2 separate regions of the Homo sapiens genome follow, and region 2 is linked to region 1. The links are chromatin contacts, found by Hi-C or POLR2A ChIA-PET in ENCODE. All regions are on one chromosome and are shown on one strand. The core of a region is the stretch at or near the end of the contact, and the rest is flanking DNA. Distances in the headings are between cores, read along the strand shown.

Region 1 (5,010 bases), core at 462-2,961:
TCCTCCTCTCATTATCTGATCCCTCATTCCAGGCTCTCTACCTCAGTTCTTCCATCGCTAACCACGACAGCCTTAACCTTGGGCTTTCCCCACTCTACTCACCAGACTTACTCGACTTCCCCAAATCCTCAAAACTCAACTTTTCCCATCTTATCTTGGCATGGAGGGGCTTGAGAGGCACCAATAAATGGTAACCAGTTCCCTTCTTGATCTCTGAACAGAGTGCAAAATAAGAGTAAAGCAAATGGAATCACAAACTATCACCTTTTTAAAGGATAAAGCTGACTTTCCAAAATTCTTATACTTAGTATCTTTTCTGAATACAGTAGCCAGAGGCATTCCTAATGATGTTTTCACTGTAGCTATACTTTAAGAATAGCCAAAAGTTAGTCTCACTCACACAGCGTGTCACGTAAGTGATTAGTGATTGAGTATTGGACCAAGCATACTGATCTGGAATAAGCATAGGGCAGATTCTGACCTGGTAGAGAATGTCTCTCTCTCCTTTCAAAAAAGGCCTAAAAGTGACAGTAAAAAAGAACCAACGAGAACAAGATCAAAATGGAGTTTATTTACTTATAACCCAGATTGACTCTGAAAATGTTAACGTATTATTGGAGCTGGGCATTTACCAAAACCTGTCATAGGAAAAAAGGAAGTAACTTAAATCTCAAATAACACAAATCCTTTTTCTTTCTTCATAAGAGTGGAAAAGGGAATTGCTGATTGGTCCTGAATTTCTCTTTCTTCTCTAAAACACTTTCAGGCAAATGAGAATGGTCTTGACTGTTATGCAGAGGACCAGGATCCTGGGTCAAAAGAGCTTCTTTTCAGCCACAGGTATTATTTCACATTCTAGCTGGAGAGAGAAGGCATAAACAAAAACAAAAAGAAATGGAAAGACATAAATACCTGTTGAAGAAATGGAAGCGACATCACAAGACCAAGAGCTACTGTCAAAATAATTGAATACCATGCCGGGGGCGGTGGCTCACGCCTGTAATCCCAGCACTTTGGGAAGCCGAGGCGGGTGGATCACGAGGTCAGGAGTTCGAGAGCAGCCTAGCCAACATGGTGAAACCCCCGTCTCTAAAAATACAAAAATTAGCTGGGCACAGTGATGTGTGCCTGTAGTCCCAGCTACTTGGGAGGCTGAGGCAGGAGAATCGCTTAAACCCAGGAAGCGGATGTTGCAGTCAGCCAAGATCGCACCACTGCACTCCAGCCTGGCGACAGAGTGAGATTCATTCTCAAATTTTAAAAAAATTAAAAAAACAAAAGAATTGAATTTAAAAAAAGTTAGCAAAGATGGGCTGATAATATTGCTAAAGCATCTGTTTCAATGAAAAAAGGTAAGTGAAGACAAAGAAAAGAACCCCACCTAAGCTATGAGCTGGTAGCTAGAAACACGGGGAGAATCCAATGGTGAAAAGACAAGTAAAATGTTACATAAAACAACAGTTGTTAAAGGGGGTGGAGTGGTGAGACAGGAGTGCTGCCTCCTTTGCTCGGCCCATGGCCCTGTCGCTAAGGAAAAATAACTCCGTGGGAGTGAGTCAGATGAGATAGAACAGGAGGGGTCCTATCTCTGCTAAGTCAGCTAGAGAGACAGTGCGGGACAGACTTTGGAGTCTCGTGGAGTGGAAACCAGTGAGTCAGGGAGGAAGAACTCATCCCAGCTCCCACTCTGCAGCCACATCAAAGTTGCAGGGATTAGCGAACATGCCCACCCGGTTGCGCAAGCTATCCTGAATACCGAGAATCTAATCCACCTGATGAGTTTACTCAGCCAGCTTTTTGTGGACTTGGTACAAAATGCTCAAATGACTTTTAGTTAAAGGAAGCAAAATGGAAGAACAGTCCTCACACAGCAACCTCATCAAAGTTCTTCAATGTAATAAAGCAACTCTGTAACTCTGCTAATACCCTAACATAAAGCCATGATTGCCAAAACAAACAAACAAACAAACAAACAAACAAATTGTAGCCCCTGACTCCCTCTCTCTGGGTGAAATAGTCTTGATTATGCAGATTGTTTGAAATTCAGTCCATCCAAGTAGTTGCAATTCCAGAAATCAAAGAATAGGTACACTGCTCCCTCTACTGGCTTTGCAACTGCAGGTACAGATGAATTTAAACCAGAAAGCAGCCTTTTAGTCTTCATTTAGCTTTCTAGCATTTTCGCTAGAAAGTCTCTAATGACCAAAAAATAGAAGGGTGGTGCAAGTCTCTTAAAGTAAATCTTAAGTAAAGATTTATGGTAATTGTTAACAACAGATCACATTAAAGAGCAAAAAAAAAAAATGCTTAAAACCTTAAATTCTGTTCATGTGATAATTCTTGAAAGTATTGAAATTTTCTGAGGTTGACTACCATAGAGAGTCAAGAATTAAATATAGGGAAAAAAAGAATTAAATATAGGAAACTAAGAAATAAAAACCCTGTTAGATGTTTCAAATAATGTTTCTGATGCATTTCCTAGCATCTCTTCTCTCAGTATTTGAAGAACTTTTGCCACTCTGTTCTTCAGTTACTGAATTGTACAAACTCATAGTGTCCCTATAAGTCCTTTTTCCCTGAACTCTCTGAAAAAGACTATAGATGCATAGATTTTTAAGTAAAAATGAAAACTGTGGCATTCTCTGATTCTCAAAAACTAATAGGAATAATGGCCAAATGATACCAGCAATTGAACTCCTCTTAAAAGGAGCAAGCTGGCTCATGCCTGTAATCCTAGCACTTTGGGAGGCCGAGGCGGGCGGATTGCCTGAGCTCAGGAGTTCGAGACTAGCCTGGGCAACAAGGCGAAACCCCGTCTCTAGTAAAATACAAAAGAAATTAGCTGGGCGTGGTGGCATGCACCTGTAATCCCAGCTACTCAGGAGGCTGAGGCATGAGAATGGCTTGAACCCGGGAGGCGGAGGTTGCAGTGAGCCGAGATCGCACCACTGCACTCCAGCATGGGTGACGGAGAAAGACTGTGTCTCTACAAAAAAAAAAAAAAAAAAGAAAGAAAGAAAGAAAGCAGCAAACTGTGACTCAGATGACCTACCAGCTCTGTTTCCCCCTTATCGATTACCTAGCAAATGGTCCAAAGCTGATGCTCCAGAATATATGTCCTCTCTTGCAAAGCTCCAATTCCATACCTAACTGATTTATTCAACCAAATGCATTCATCTGATCATTTGATAAATATTTTCTGAGCACCTACAATGTGTAAGGCAGTGTTGTAGGTGCTGTGGATACAGAAGTAGACAGATGACCTCACTGAAAAGTCAGAAGCTAGCTTGGTGAGTTCCCATTTATTTTCTTTACATATCAATGAGTTTGTACACTTCCACATATACTAAGGTCAAATTGCAAATCCATGAAGTCTTCCTTGACTAACTTGGGCCATGGGTTTCACATCAACTGATCTTCTGAAATACCCTGTCATGAAGCCACTACACATTTTCTGTCTAGAGTTGTTACTCATATCTGTTATTGCCTTGAATTAGTATTTAAAGATTTGACTGCCATCTGACTTTTCACATATGTTTGGTTTTCTCCTCAACTACATTAGAAATTATTTGAAGTAAGAAATACATGGCCTGACATAGAATGATATGAAAAGTCCTAAAAAGGTATAAAAAATAAATCATACTTAACAACTTAACTTTCCTGAAAAGAATAATATTACATTAAATACGGTCCATCAGCAAAGTTTTATATACTATAAAATTTAATTGGTTTTAATCCAAACTAGATTACTTTATTAATTATAAATTAATTAATATTAATTGTTATCCCCAGTGCAACTTCTAAGAAAATAATTCAAAATATATAGCAAAAGAATGGCAAGAGAATTAAGAGATTTTTTTAAACAGCCTTAGAGGTATAGTCAAAATTGTATATTAAAAAATTTCTAACACAAAAAGGCAATAATGGAGAAATAGTGGAAAAAAAGGACATAAAACATATAGAAAAAAATTTAAACGAAAAGCATAAATCCTACCTTGTTAGTAATTACATTACATGTAAATGCATTAAACACTACAATCAAAATACAGTTATTGACAGAATGGGTTTTGCTTTGTTTGTTTGTTTTGTGAGACAAAGTCTCACTCTGTCGCCCAGGCTGGAGTGTAGTGGCACAATCTTGGCTCACTGCAACCTCCGTCTCCCGGGTTCAAGCGAGTCCCCTGCCTCAGCTTCCCAAGTGGCTGGGACTACAGGCGCCCATCACCACATCTGGCTAATTTTTGTATTTTTAGTAGAGATGGAGTTTCACCATGTTGGCCAGGCTGTTGTCTAACTCCTGGCCCCAAGTGACCAGGCCACCTCGGCCTCCCAAAATGCTGGGATTACAGACATGAGCACCATGCCCCACCAACAGAATGGATTTTTAAAAAAAACAGATCCAACTCTATTGTGTCTACAAGAGACACACTTTAGATTAAAGATACAAAGAGGTTAAAAGTAAGAAGATACCACCCAACAGTAACCAAAAGAGGGCCAGAGACCCATATTAATAGAAGACAAGATAGACTTTAAGACAAAGAAGATTTTTATGATGATAAAAGACCTAACAATTATAAACATATAAGCATCTAATACCAGAGTCCCAAAATCCATGAAGCAAAAACTTGCAGGATTAAAGGAAGAAATGGATAATTCAGTAATCATGGTTGGAGGTTTCAGTTACCCAGTTTCAATAAGAAAATAGGAGACTTGAAAAATACTGCAATAAACTGAATGTGTCCTCCAAAAATGTATATGTTGAAACTCTAACCCCCAGTGTGATGGCATTAGGAGATGGGGCTTTAGGGAGGTAATTAGATGATGAGGGTGAGGTCCTCATGAATAGTATTAGTGCCATTATAAAAAGGACACCAGAGAGCTATCTCATCATCTTGCTGCCACATAAGAGGTACAGCAAGAAGTCAGCATCTGCAACCCGGAAGAGAGCGCTCACCAGACCCAGTCAGGCTGGCACCCTGATCTCAGACTTCCAGCCTCCAGAACTGTGAG
Region 2 (5,017 bases), core at 2,518-5,017, 510 kb before region 1:
AAGAATTAATTCTTCTTAAGAAGGCAACAGACAAAGGGAAGACTTTTGTGAAGAATGAGGTAAACCTTCAGGATACAAAGTCTAATGTAGAATTCTAGAGTAGATGGTGCTTGGTTTCCATGCAGTATCTGCCACAAACTGAAGTATTAATATTTTCTGGTTTTAAGAATGCAAGTAAATAAAGAAAACAAGAGAGTGAATGTGATATGGTTTGGCTCTGTGTCCCCACCTAAATCTCATGTTGAATTATAATCTCCAGTGTTGGAGGAGGGACCTGGTGGGAGGTGATTGGATCATGGGGAAGGGATGGAGGGAGTTCCCCCATACTGTTCTTGTGAGAGTGAGTTCTCAAAAGATCTGGCTGTTTGAAAATGTGTAGCACCCCTCTCCTTTGCTCTCTCTCTCCTGCCAGCCATGTGAAGAAGTGCTTGCTTCCACTTGCCTTCAGCCATGATTGTAAGCTTCCTGAGGCCTCCCCAGAGGCAGAAGCCTATAAAGCCTTCTGAACCATGAGCAGATTAAACCTATTTTTTAAATAAATTACCCAGTCTTTATAGTAGTGTGAGAACACACTAATACAGGGTGTCTGTGACTTAAGACTTCTGCTAAGTGGTTAGAGCCTCTGACAACTCCAAATGGCCAAGTGACATATTGTTGAGTCCTCTGAGGGCAGAAGTCTATCTCCTCCTACTTTATCTGGGTTATGTTGCTAAAGCACCAAAAGGTAATTGGTATTTGTTGATTGAGGTTTTTGTTCTTTCACTGAACCAGTCAACCCTTTTGGAAATATAATTTTATATTTTAAAACTTCAGAACTATTCTGTATTCTTTAATCTCTCAGGGTCTTTATTACTGTTCTTTGTAGTAGAAATGATTTGGACTAGTTCTGAGTTGGCTGATTTAGAAGACAAGAAGTGCTGATTCTTCATTCATTCAACTTATCAAATATTTTATTGACACCTATGATGAGCCATTAATTGAATGTAGAATGTGAAGAAAAGGAAAGAATTCAGGCAGATACTAGCATCTTTCACCTAAGCAATTGGACAGGAAGAAAAGTTCTAATGCTCTATTGTTGCATAACAAACCATCTCAAAACTGAGTGGCTTAAAAGAATATTTTTTTGTTATTTCTCAGGATTCTTTGGGTTGACTGAGCTAAGCTCTGCTCTTCTTGCTTGAGGCAAGACCAGAACTAGAGAAAGGTGAGTGTAGTGTCTAAAGTACAAAATTTAAGGAGGCACTCACTCTTGGAGTCTTGGAGCCCAATTATGAAGGTCAATGCCTCCTTACATTTTGCACCAAAATGCCTCACTTGCTTCACGCTGATCTTGACCCTGGCTTGGGGTCTCTCTCATGTGTCTTCAGTAGGATGGCAGCTAGAGCTGGAGTCACCTGAAGGTTCAGCTGGGCTGGACATCCAAGTTAGTGTCTCCACTCACAAGTCTGGTGCCTTCTTCACTCACATGGCTGAAACAGCAGGGAGCTGGCCAGGCATCTCTTTCCTTCTCCATGTATCCTCTACACATAGTAAGCATGGGCTTCCTCACAGCATGCGAGTCTGAAGGTGGTCCAGATGTCTTACGTGGTGACTGGCTTCTGCAGAGCAAGTATTCCAAGAGGCCTGATAAGGTTTGGCTCTGTGTTCCCACCCAAATCTCATCTTGTAGCTCCCATAATTCCCACATATTGTGGGAGGGACCCAGTGGGAGATGACTGAATCATGGGGGTGTATCTTTCCCATGCTGTTTTCATGACAGTGAATGGGTCTCATGAGATATGATGGTTTTAAAAACAGGAGTTTCTCTGCACAAGCCCTCTCGTTGCCTGCTGCCATCCATGTAAGATGTGATTTGCTCCTCCTTGCCTTCCACCATAATTGTGAGGCCTCCCCAGCCATGTGGAACCCTAAGTCCAGTAAACCTCTTTCTTTTGTAAATTGCCCAATCTTGGGTATATCTTTATCAGCAGTGTGAAAACGGACTAATACAAGGCCCGAGTAGAAGCTGCAAGGCTTCTTGTGATCTAGCCTTGGAGGCCCCAGAATGTCAGTCACTTTCACTATGTCCTATTGGTCAAAGTCAGTAAGGCCTACCCAAGACTCAAGGGGAAGGGGATTATACTCTGCCTTTTGATCTGAGTAGTAAGGATGTAAAGGTAGGGAGAAAAGTGATGGAGACCAATTTTGGAGGGTATCTACCACAGTAAGCCCAGTAAACAAATAGGTTTTGGGGATGGAAATTTAGAAGTGCTCTTGGGGAAGCTTAAGTTTGAGATGTCCTTGGAACCAAGTGAATATATACATATGGAGATCAGAGAAAGACTGAGATTGAAAACATCAAATTAGGAGATGCAATTTAAAATCAAGGCACTAGATGTGGTTACCTAAGGAGTTGAGAGACAGAAGGAGCCACCAGGCAGTAAAATGAGAGAACAGGGGAGTATGGAGTTTCGGAAGCCAAAATTTTAGAAAGCGCTTTGAAAAGGAGGTGATCAGTCATGGCCAATGCTGCTGAAACGTCATATAAGCTGAGGACTGAGAAGTGACAATCAGGTAGAGCAAGGTTTTGGTCACTAGCGACTCTACATAATCGAATGGAACTCGATTATGTAGAGTGAATCGAGTGGGGAAAGTGAGTAAAAGCAAGATTTTCAAGTTTTCATGAAAATGGGATAGTGACTGAATAGGGACGTGGAGTCTAGAAGGTTTTACTATTATGTTTTTTTAAGATAGAAGACAGTATAGCCTATTGTGGTGAATGGAAATGACACAGTAAAAAGTGGGCTGAGAACCCCTCAGGCTTGCAATGCTAATGCTATGTGACTGGGATGCAGAAGTCCCCAAAGCATGCAGAGCTCTTGGGCCTCCCTTAAACCCCACTGAGAGCTGTATCAAGGCCAAGGTGGGGCAAGTGTTACCAAAAACACAGCAACAACACAGAAAAGAAACATGTTAACTTTGAGAGCAGTGATTCTCAAAGTTTGAGAGCAGCATTCCCTGAGAACTTGTTAGAAATGCATATTCTTGGGACCCACCAGTCCAACTAAATCAGAAACTCCAAAAACTAGGGATCTGAGTTTTAGGATACGTGCTAAGGTTTGGGTCCCACTATTCTAAAGGAACTCAACAAAAATTCAAGTAAAGATGAAACCGAGTGCTGACTTTGTTCCTTATGGGCCTAAAATAACAAAGCTTTAAAGACAAGAGGGGATTTTTCAATTGTCTAATTGGCTTCGAACCTTACCTGTGGAGGGATCCCAGACACAGAGAAGGTGTCTGAGTTGTCCAAGTCCTCCAGGCCGGACTGAGAGGACAACTCCAAATAATAGAGAAAAAAAAAGAGACAGAGAGCCAGGGATATGGTTGTTTTGATGTGCCATGAAGTTGCAGCCTTTCTGGATTTTTTTAGTATCGATTTATATTGCTGTTTGTCTACCAATACTCAAATCAGAGCAAGACGGTCCGCCTTACCTCAGTCTGGCTCTTTTAAGGTTTGATTTTGGTTTTGGGGACTGCAGAGGTGCAGCTTCCCACGGCAGACCAAGCGCCTCTGAGGAACGCAGCAGCTTCAGCAGGTACAGGAAGATTTCCCGCAGCCGGAGGAATCTCCTAGTGCTGGGCCTCCGGCTGTGACTTTTGCCATTTCAAATTCACTTGGCCTCTAGGGAGAGGCAGACAGCCCGACGCTGAGCGCGTCGGAGCCCCGGCTCCCTCTGCTTCTGGAGAGGAGATTTAGCCTTAATTTTTGTGACAGATGGAGTTGATAGTCTCTCCACGGAAAGGGGAGGAAAAAAGCGCCAGTTTTTGACAGGCCGCAGACGCCCGCTGCCTCTGGTGGCGGAAGGCTGCGTTGCGCCCCAGTTAAGGTAGCTCGGAAACTCCCTCGCCGAGAAGGCAGAGGTTTCCTCTGCAGAGCAGCCTCCCTTAAATATACTGAGGGGCTGAAACTTACACTTTAATATAAACCTTTGGTGCGTGCCCATTTATTCCGTCTTCTGTCCTGTGACTGCGGCCAGGTGGTAATTGCTCGACATTCCTGAATATTTTTAATGCTAGTTAAATTTTTTCATTATTGCACGTGTTGCAAGCTTATCTTCCTAAGAAATTATTTCGGTTGATTGGATTTCGGTCTTGCAATTTGAAAACGATGCCTGGCGCACGGGCGGTACCTGCCAGATGGCCTAGCTGGGGCTGGGGGGTGGCGGGCGGGTTGTAAGCATCTCATCAACATCTCCCTAATAAAGTGTGTGCTTCTTTCTTGTATGCTTCTTTAAAACAGTTTCAGTCTCACATTTTATCTCTGGATTCTCCCCTTCCCCTCTGTGGTGATCAAGACCCAAAGACAGGGAGCCTGGAAGATAAACTGAGTTCTGAATCCAGTCGAAAGCACAGATGGGGGCCAGCGAGAATTAATAAAACTACAAAAAAAAAAAAAAAGAAAAAAAAAACAAACAAAAAAGGCCCGTGGCTGAGCCGGATGCAAACAGCTGCCCCTAAGCCCTGCCCGCTGGTTCTGTGCGCGAGCTGGGGCTGCATATCCGAGCCTCCTTAAGAGTAGGAGGAGCTCCGGGCCTCCGTCAGGCTCCCTAAGCCGTTCCTTTCAAGCCCTGAATGCCTGAATGTGAGCTGCCCACCACCCTCCCGCCCTCCCCCACTCCGCAACCCCACTCCAGCGGCTCGTAAAAAAAAAAAAAAAAACTTTCAACAACAACAGGCAGGACCAATAGCATCTCGAAAAGCCGGGAAAGGGGGCCGAGCAAAGGGCGAAAGAGAGTGGAGAAAGGAGAAAGCGGGCAGGCTCGGAGCGCGCGGGGCCGGGGCTCGGCGAGCCGGAGGAGCGTTGCTAATGTTTTTGTTTGTTTGCTTTTCCATGCATGCATAATGAGGGGGCACCGCGGCACCACGCGGGGGCTCCCGGCCCACTTTTGTATTTAAAGCCTCGCTGCTAACGAGTCTGCAGCCGGGCTCAGCGGATCCGCTCCCCGGGCTCTTGGTCACCCGAGAAGCTGCCGCCGAG

Evidence for each region. A loop is a pair of places that touch in the nucleus more often than their neighbours do. ChIA-PET counts read pairs that join two places held with the same protein, here RNA polymerase II (POLR2A). Pooled maps may share reads with other maps.
Region 2: a map of IMR-90 shows a loop between it and region 1 (5-fold over the local background). The contact joins the promoter of GAS1RR here to the enhancer-like site in region 1. A Hi-C loop is called at or near these places in 10 of 168 maps with a recorded cell type or tissue (A673, GM12878, IMR-90 and 7 more) and 25 of 50 pooled maps. POLR2A ChIA-PET finds 5 or more read pairs at or near these places in 3 of 52 experiments (AG04449, BJ and H1).

The regions. Positions count from the first base shown.
Region 1 is chr9:86,431,237-86,436,246 of GRCh38, reverse strand. All of the region lies in intron 1 of LOC102724080 (a long non-coding RNA gene), which reads right to left. Among named protein-coding and RNA genes, the nearest start is that of TUT7, 79 kb to the right of the region's middle. Within about 2 kb of position 1,711, at least 6 of the 41 ENCODE cell types and tissues checked have a DNase peak (open chromatin) inside an H3K27ac peak, as active enhancers do; they include A673 and IMR-90, where a contact is called at or near this core.
Region 2 is chr9:86,947,448-86,952,464 of GRCh38, reverse strand. GAS1RR (GAS1 adjacent regulatory RNA) reads right to left here and starts at 3,767. Exons shown (of 7, transcript NR_049794.1): 1 at 3,472-3,767; 2 at 1,466-1,598. It overlaps GAS1 (growth arrest specific 1), which reads left to right and starts at 4,959. Exons shown (of 1, transcript NM_002048.3): 1 at 4,959-5,017.